2 separate regions of the Homo sapiens genome follow, and region 2 is linked to region 1. The links are chromatin contacts, found by Hi-C or POLR2A ChIA-PET in ENCODE. All regions are on one chromosome and are shown on one strand. Each heading gives the region's core, a stretch centred on a gene start or an enhancer-like site at or near the end of the contact. The rest is flanking DNA. Distances are from core to core; before and after follow the strand shown.

Region 1 (3,489 bases), core at 899-3,398:
CAGGTCTCAGCCTCGTTTTTACCCAGCCCCTATTTAAGACGCGGTTGCTGTGGCTCCCACGCCTCTGACCTGAGTCATGCAGTATGTGGCCTTGGGTCTGGATTCTTTTGTGTCCGGAATTGGTGGGTTCTTGGTCTCACTGACCTCAAGAATGAAGTCGCGGACCCTCGCGGTGAGTGTTACAGTTCTTAAAGGCTGCGTGTCCGCAGTTTGTTCTTTATGATGTTCGGATGTGTTCGGAGTTTCTTCCTTTTGGTGGGTTCGTGGTCTCGCTGGCTCAGGAGTGAAGCTGCAGACCTTCGCGGTGAGTGTTACAGCTCTTAAGGCGGCGCGTCTGGAGTTGTTCGTTCCTCCCAGTGGGTTCGTGGTCTTGCTGGCTTTAGGAGTGAAGCTGCAGATCTTTGCGATGAGTGTTATAGCTCATAAAGGCAGTGTGGACCCAAAGAGTGAGCAGCAGCAAGATTTATTGCAAAGAGCGAACAAACAAAGCATCCCGGTGTGGAAGGGGACCCGAGTGGGTTGTCACTGCTGGCTCGGGCAGCCTGCTTTTATTCTCATCTGGCCCCACCCACATCCTGCTGACTGGTAGAGCCGAGTGGTCTGTTTTGACAGGGTGCTGATTGGTGCGTTTACAATCCCTGAGCTAGACACAAAGGTTCTCCATGTCCCCACCAGATTAACTAGATACAGAGTGTTGACAAAAAGGTTTTCCAAGTCCCCACCAGAGTAGCTAGATACAGAGTGTCTATTGGTGCATTCACAAACCCTGAGCTAGACACAAGGTGCTGATTGGTGTGTTTACAAACCTTGAGCTAGATACAGAGTGCCAATTGGTTTATTTACAATCCCTTAGCTAGACATAAAGGTTCTCCAAGTCCCCACCAGACTCAGGAGCCCAGCTGGCTTTCACCCAGTGGATCCTGCACAGGGGCTGCAGGTAGAGCTGCCTGCCAGTCCCGTGCCCTGCTCCAAAGGCACTCCTCAGCCCTTGGGTGGTCGATGGGACTGGGTGCCCTGAGCAGGTGGCAACACTCGTTGGGGAGGCTCGGACTGCGCAGGAACCCACGGAGGGGAGGGGGGAGGCTCAGGCATGGCGGGCTGCAGGTCCCCAGCCCTGCCCCGCAGGAAGGCAGCTAAGGCCCAGTGAGAAATCGAGCACAGCAGCTGCTGGTCCAGGTGCTAAGCCCCTCACTGCCCAGGCTGGCGGGGCTAGCCGGCGGCTCCGAGTGCGGGGCCCACAGAGCCCACGCCCACCCGGAACTCGCGCTGGCCCGCAAGCACCGCGTGCAGCCCTGGTTCCCACCGCGCCTCTCCCTCCACACCTCCCCGCAAGCTGAGGGAGCCGGCTCCGGCCTTGGCCAGCCCTGAAAGGGGCTCCCACAGTGCAGTGGCGGGCTGAAGGGCTCCTCAAGTGCTGCCAAAGTGGGAGCCCAGGCAGAGGAGGCGCCAAGAGCGAGCGAGGGCTGTGAGGACTGCCAGCAGGCTGTCACTTCTCACTTTCACTTAGCATATAATGTTTCTAAGGTTTATCATCTTTTCTGTAAATCTGAAAAACTATTCTAAAATTTCAGTTTATTTAAAAAAAAAGTTGAGAGCTGGTGAGCTTTGCCCTTTTCCCAGCTGCCTCCTGGAGGCCACCTGAAGGTTGCTCCTCCCTGGGCTGGGGTCATGCCCTCCGAGGCCCTGTGGCCATGAGCTCCTCCTTGTCCCTTGGATGAGCGGGACGGCCCTTCAAGTCACACTCCCAGTCCTAAGCCGGGCGCTGCTGCACAGGCTGCGGACTTAGCACCAGCTGGCCTGGGCGGTGGCCCCACGAGTGCCTGGGAGCTGGGAGCCAGGACACCCCCGACGCCTTCAGGTCAGGGAAGCCCCGCCCCAGGGCAGGAGGGGAGCTGCGGACTCAGTGGGAGACTCATTCCGAGCCTAGGGGCAGCCCCACGCTCTCTGAGCTTCGGGATGAGCCCAGCAGCGCCCCCACACCCACTGCTGCAGGCGGGGTCGTGCACCGCACTGGGAAGTGATCCCGAGACCCGCGCACTGGCACGCACGCCTTGGTATGCACAGTTGTACACGTGCGCTGCTGTTTCCACGTGGAAACACAAACACAGTGCTGCCGACGGAAGCGCCTGCCAGCGCCAGCCTTTCCTGCGGCCCCGGCTCAGCGGCCCTGGGCTGTCATCGCAGGCCGCGGGGGACACCAGCCGTCCTGGAGCTCGGAACGCGACCCAAGGCCCAGGCTGTGGGGCAGGCGAGCGCTTCCTGGGCTGGAACCTGGCGGTGAGGACCCCGCGGTTCGGCTCGGGCATCTGGGGAGCTCCTGAGCCCGCACGGTGTCCCCTGCTCCGTTCCTTGCGCGTCACTCGCCCCCTCCATAGTCCTGAGGCTGGGCAAGGGGCAGGACCCTGCAGTCGCCTTCAGCCTGTGGTTTCTTAGTCGCAGAGCTATGGGGGATTGGGGGCGGGGCCGAGGCCGGAGGGGAGGTGGGCGGGGCCAGAGCAAAAGAGGAGACCGGGGGCGGAGCCAGAGTGGGGAGGGGGAAGAGTTTGAGCCTGGGGGCGGGGCGTGAGGCTCTCGGGGCGGCGGCGCCCCCTGGCGGCTGAGCCCGTCCCAGGCACCGGGCGGAACGTGCGACACAGCTGTGCCTTGGTAGTCCGGAGGGTGGGACCACAGGGCCCAGGAAGGTGGCGGGGCTGGGGCCGCACGCCCAGACACCTCCCCTTCGCGCGAATCCAGTGTTCTGAGCTCCACTCAGGTGGCTCCCTGGGGCCTTCCCTCCGAATGGCCAGAGGCCGCAGCCTGCATAGGCCATGGCGCTTGCAACCCTCCCCCGGTCCCCTTCATCTTCAGGCTATTCAAGGGCATCAAAAGGGGCATTGACAAGCGCACCACCCAGAGCGGTGACCACACCCGGGAACTCGCGCCGCTGCCTTCCGGGCTGTGCACAAATGACCTGGTTTCTGTAGCAGCAGTGGCACGCCGGGCTGAGCCTCCAGGACTGGCAGCAGCTGCCAGGGGTTCCCATCCCTGGTCCTCTCCCCAGGGTGCAGGGCAGGTAACGGAACTGATCGCGCACTCTTCATACAGACGCTTATTAAAGGAGATTTACTTTTACTGCAGCTCTTCTTGCCCATCAACTGTCCAAAAACAAAAGACTAGGAAACAGACCCAGCAGCCTCCACCCGACCCAGCCACAGGGCCTCAAGCCTCCAATCAGAGCCGCTCCATGGCACCCCTCAGCTCAGCTCAGTGTTGCCTGGGAGCAAAAGGCTCGGAGACAAAGCCCAGAGGGTGAGCAGGGGGGCCAGCCCCGCGTGTCTGTGAGGGTGCCAAGCCCACCGTGGGCCTTGCCTCCTCTCCCAGGACTCCCGCGCCCTCCTGAGCTCCTATCAGCCTGGCCTCAGTAGCAAGCTGGCTGCCCAGGCTCTTAATCTGCACCGAAGTCCCTGGCCACTGTCCCTTCACCCTGGCATGAGGCCGGCCTCCCTCTCC
Region 2 (3,514 bases), core at 1-2,500, 440 kb before region 1:
TTTGAAGGAAAAGTTCAATCAGCCCACTTGCACCTCTGCCTAATGCAGATGTTGTGTGTGCCGCACACCAGCGGCTGGGAGGAAGCCGGTGTAGGTGAGTCGGACTCCAGCGTCCCCTGCATTTAGTTTGCCGTAAAGCCAACCCAGGAACACTGGGGCATTTCACCGCAGCCGCTCAGCTGAGGGGACAACTCCCCTCCAGCTCTTCGCCCAGCGTGACCATGACAACCATCTGGAAACAGGCGTCCCAGCCTTCCTCGGTTCAAAAACCCCAGCCTGCAAAGGCAGGGTAAATAGTTTTTGCCTTTTCCCTTCTATCCGTAACTTCCACCACTCCATAGATTCTAAAACCATCTCTCCTGCCATTAATGCCACTTAAATGCCCTCGACACTTTGGCTGCTGGGTGCCTTGGTTTGGAATGCAGAGTCTGAGGTACTTGAGGTTGTTTTAATTCTGTAAATATGAAAAGGGAAGGGAAGCGAGGCAAATACTGAAGCTTGCAACCACAATCTCTCATCGGTTTGCTGAGGAAATTTTCTAAGATGAAAATAGAAAGGCACATGACGCCCTGTGAAGGACGTGGCCCAGCCGCCTACTCTCTGTTGCTGTCTCCCGCTACGACCTCTCACACAGGTAGGAAGCCCCTGCGGACAGCGGGGCCAGCGAAAGGACAGCTCAGACGGCCACCACACTTGAGTTCTGTGCTTTCCTGGGCATGGGAGGAGCTACAAACTTTACTTAAAAAAAAAAAAAAATCACACAGTTTTTCAACAGGAAGAGTGAAGTAGAAGAACAGATCATTTAATTATACAAACAAAATCGCTTTCCTTTGCTCCAGCGAGTCCAGGCAACCTTTCAAGTTCATTTGCTGCCTGAAAGAAAGGTTTTTAGTATCAGAAAGAACCTCGCTGTCCTCCAATATCCACAGGGAAAACAAGATCAGAAACAAAAGTCCACCATGGAAGAAATCCCAGAGCGATCCAATTTGGAAAGAATTTAATTAACAAAATAAAACGGAGGGAAAATGGTCCAGGTGGGGCCCTAGGGAGATCGGACTTCTGTCCCAGCTGAAGTCTGCCCAGCACACCTGGTGGGCAGCCCCTGGGCCTGTCACTGCAGAACTGGCCTTGACAAGCAGACCCACTGTGCGCGACGCCACGGTTTCCTTACGCACTCGGCATTATGTACAGATATGAAAAAACCCAACGGCAGGTGGCTGGAAAGTGGCTTCTAGCTCCCCTATGCTGGCTTGGCACGTTCATGCATGCAAAGCGAGGAGGTTTTGCGGGCTTCACCAAACAGTTAATTTTGGCAAAAAGAGAAAACAAACAAACAAAAAGCTAAAATTCATAAGCAGGATTTAAAAGCCACTGAAGTGAAAATGATGTATTTCCTCAGCGTTATGGAGTTAGACTACCACTACAATCTTTTTTTTTTTTTAATAAAGTCTCTGCCATCCTCTCCCCCGACTCAGGTCAAAGTTCATAGCAGCAATGCACAAAGTCCTCTGTGAAGCCAGTGTTCTCTGCTCCCCGGGTCAGAGGTCACAGGTCAAGTTCAGTCAGTCCGAAGAATCATGGGCGGGTGCTCGCTGTCCTCATCCAGGCGCAGGGCGCTGGCCTCGTCCTCCAGGCAGGCGCCACCCACAGCACCCAGGTCGTCTGTGTAGGCTGCAAAGAGACGACGAAGTCACCCTTCAAAGGCTGGGGACACACCACAGACCCCATGACACACACTGAGGACTGTGTTTTGGAAACACTGGTGTATATTTATAAACTGAAGCCTGTACTAAGACGTTCTGAATTCTGATTGCTTTCTAATGAACTCTTTGCAGCCTTAGGCAGCTCGAGATGAAGTCATTTGTTCTCTGACATTCATAAATGTCAAAATGATGCCTGCACAGTAAACAGAGGCTCCCTCATGGACGGGCCACAAACTCTCTCAAGCTGGTTAAGAGCTCAAAAATAACACCAGGAAAAAAAATGACACTAGGAGACTCTCAGGGTGGGCTCATGAACTGGAAGTGCCGGTTCACAGATGGGAGTGGCAGCGAGCAGGCACAGCCCTGCGTGGGTGCAAAACCACAGGCTCTCCCACTGGAGTGCGAGTTGGCTTTTTTAAGAAGGTGGCTCACATAGCCAAGGCTGTGGCTGGAGGATCTCATGCATGGGTCTTAGTGCTGCCGCCGGAGGGGAGCCCATTGGCCTCATTCCCCTACAGCTTCTGCACTTCACAGGCCCAGCATGAAGGCAGTACTCGATGCAGATTTGCTGAAGGACGAAAAAGGTGGGAGGGAAAAGACTGAGGCAAAACCCTTGGCAGTACTTTTCAGGGTGGTATCTTGGCTGAGAGGTGGCCAGTCTGGGCCCAAGTCACGTGACCCCAGAGTCACCTGAGCCAGGATGACATTTTCTTTAAAAACGGAGAAAATGAGCCTGGTACGGTGGCTCATGCCTATAATCCCAGCACTGTGGGAGGCTGAGGCGGGAGAATCACTTGAGCCCAGGAGGAGTTTGAGACCACCCTGGGCAACATAGGGAAACCCCATCTCTCCTTTAAAAAAAAAAAAAAAAAAGGAAACGAAACTGAATTCAGCCTTGAGAGAGGCCTTGGGAACACCCATTTACCAACCTCGCTTATGTTCTCAGAACCAGTCCCCATCTTTCCCAGTGAGGAGCTGGTGGGGTGGCTCCGGAGCCAGCAGAAGGCAGTAGCACTCGGGGCTGTGGGGCTAATTACCTTCCAGGTTTGCGTCACGCCCCTTACCAAGTCTCGTTGGGGATGAAGGCACGTAAGTACCTTTTCCTGCAGCTGCGCCGTATGTCTGAGTGACTAAGGGGCAGTCGTGAGAGGCAGAGTCCAAGATCTCATTGGTCGTTTCCAGACTGCCGTCCAGCCTGGAGGGAAGAAAGCGACACAGCTCAGCGTCTCCACACAGGGCAGCCCTGCGGGCAGTACACACTGGCTGCCCTGCGGCAACAGAGCCAGCACACCACTCACCACACAGGACGCCAGGCATTCATCACGCCGTGGCAACTTTAATCTCGTCTATCTGCACACGTTTTTACATGAAGAGTTTTACATGGAAAGTCTAAAGAGGGAGTTATACCTAACAAGACAATATTTCACTTTTACAATGGAAGAACTAACTAATAACGAGGATTCACTATTTACAAAAAAAGTCAGGCTAGCCCGGGTGCAGTGGCTCACGCCTGTAATCCCAGCACTTTGGGAGGCTGAGGCGGGCGGATCACGAGGTCAGGAGACGGAGACCATCCTGGCTAACACAGTGAAACCCCGTCTCTACTAAAAATACAAAAAATTAGCAGGGCATGGTGGCATGCACCTGTCATCCCAGCTACTCGGGAGGCTGAGGCAGGAGAATCGCTTGAACCTGGGAGGCGGAGATTGCAGTGAGCCGAGATCGCGCCACTGTACTCCAGCCTGGGTGACAGAGTGAGACTCCATTTCACACACACACACAAAAAGCTAGGTGCAGCGGCTCACTCCTGT

What was found. Hi-C counts contacts between places; a loop is a spot of excess contacts on that map. ChIA-PET counts read pairs that join two places held with the same protein, here RNA polymerase II (POLR2A). Pooled maps may share reads with other maps.
Region 2: a loop to region 1 is called in a pooled map, with 2.9 times the contacts of the local background. The contact joins two enhancer-like sites. A Hi-C loop is called at or near these places in 1 of 50 pooled maps. POLR2A ChIA-PET finds 5 or more read pairs at or near these places in 6 of 52 experiments (Caco-2, GM10248, PC-9 and 3 more).

The regions. Positions count from the first base shown.
Region 1 is chr7:4,791,355-4,794,843 of GRCh38, reverse strand. AP5Z1 (adaptor related protein complex 5 subunit zeta 1) reads right to left here. Exons shown (of 17, transcript NM_014855.3): 17 at 447-3,489. The coding sequence ends at 3,459. Among named protein-coding and RNA genes, the nearest start is that of MIR4656, 4.5 kb to the right of the region's middle. RefSeq lists enhancers at 1,242-1,916, 2,021-2,100 and a silencer at 2,491-2,610. Within about 2 kb of position 2,148, at least 10 of the 41 ENCODE cell types and tissues checked have a DNase peak (open chromatin) inside an H3K27ac peak, as active enhancers do.
Region 2 is chr7:5,228,992-5,232,505 of GRCh38, reverse strand. It overlaps WIPI2 (WD repeat domain, phosphoinositide interacting 2), which reads right to left. Exons shown (of 13, transcript NM_015610.4): 12 at 2,768-2,898; 13 at 1-1,671. The coding sequence ends at 1,559. Among named protein-coding and RNA genes, the nearest start is that of WIPI2, 41 kb to the right of the region's middle. RefSeq lists an enhancer at 400-549. Within about 2 kb of position 1,250, at least 10 of the 41 ENCODE cell types and tissues checked have a DNase peak (open chromatin) inside an H3K27ac peak, as active enhancers do.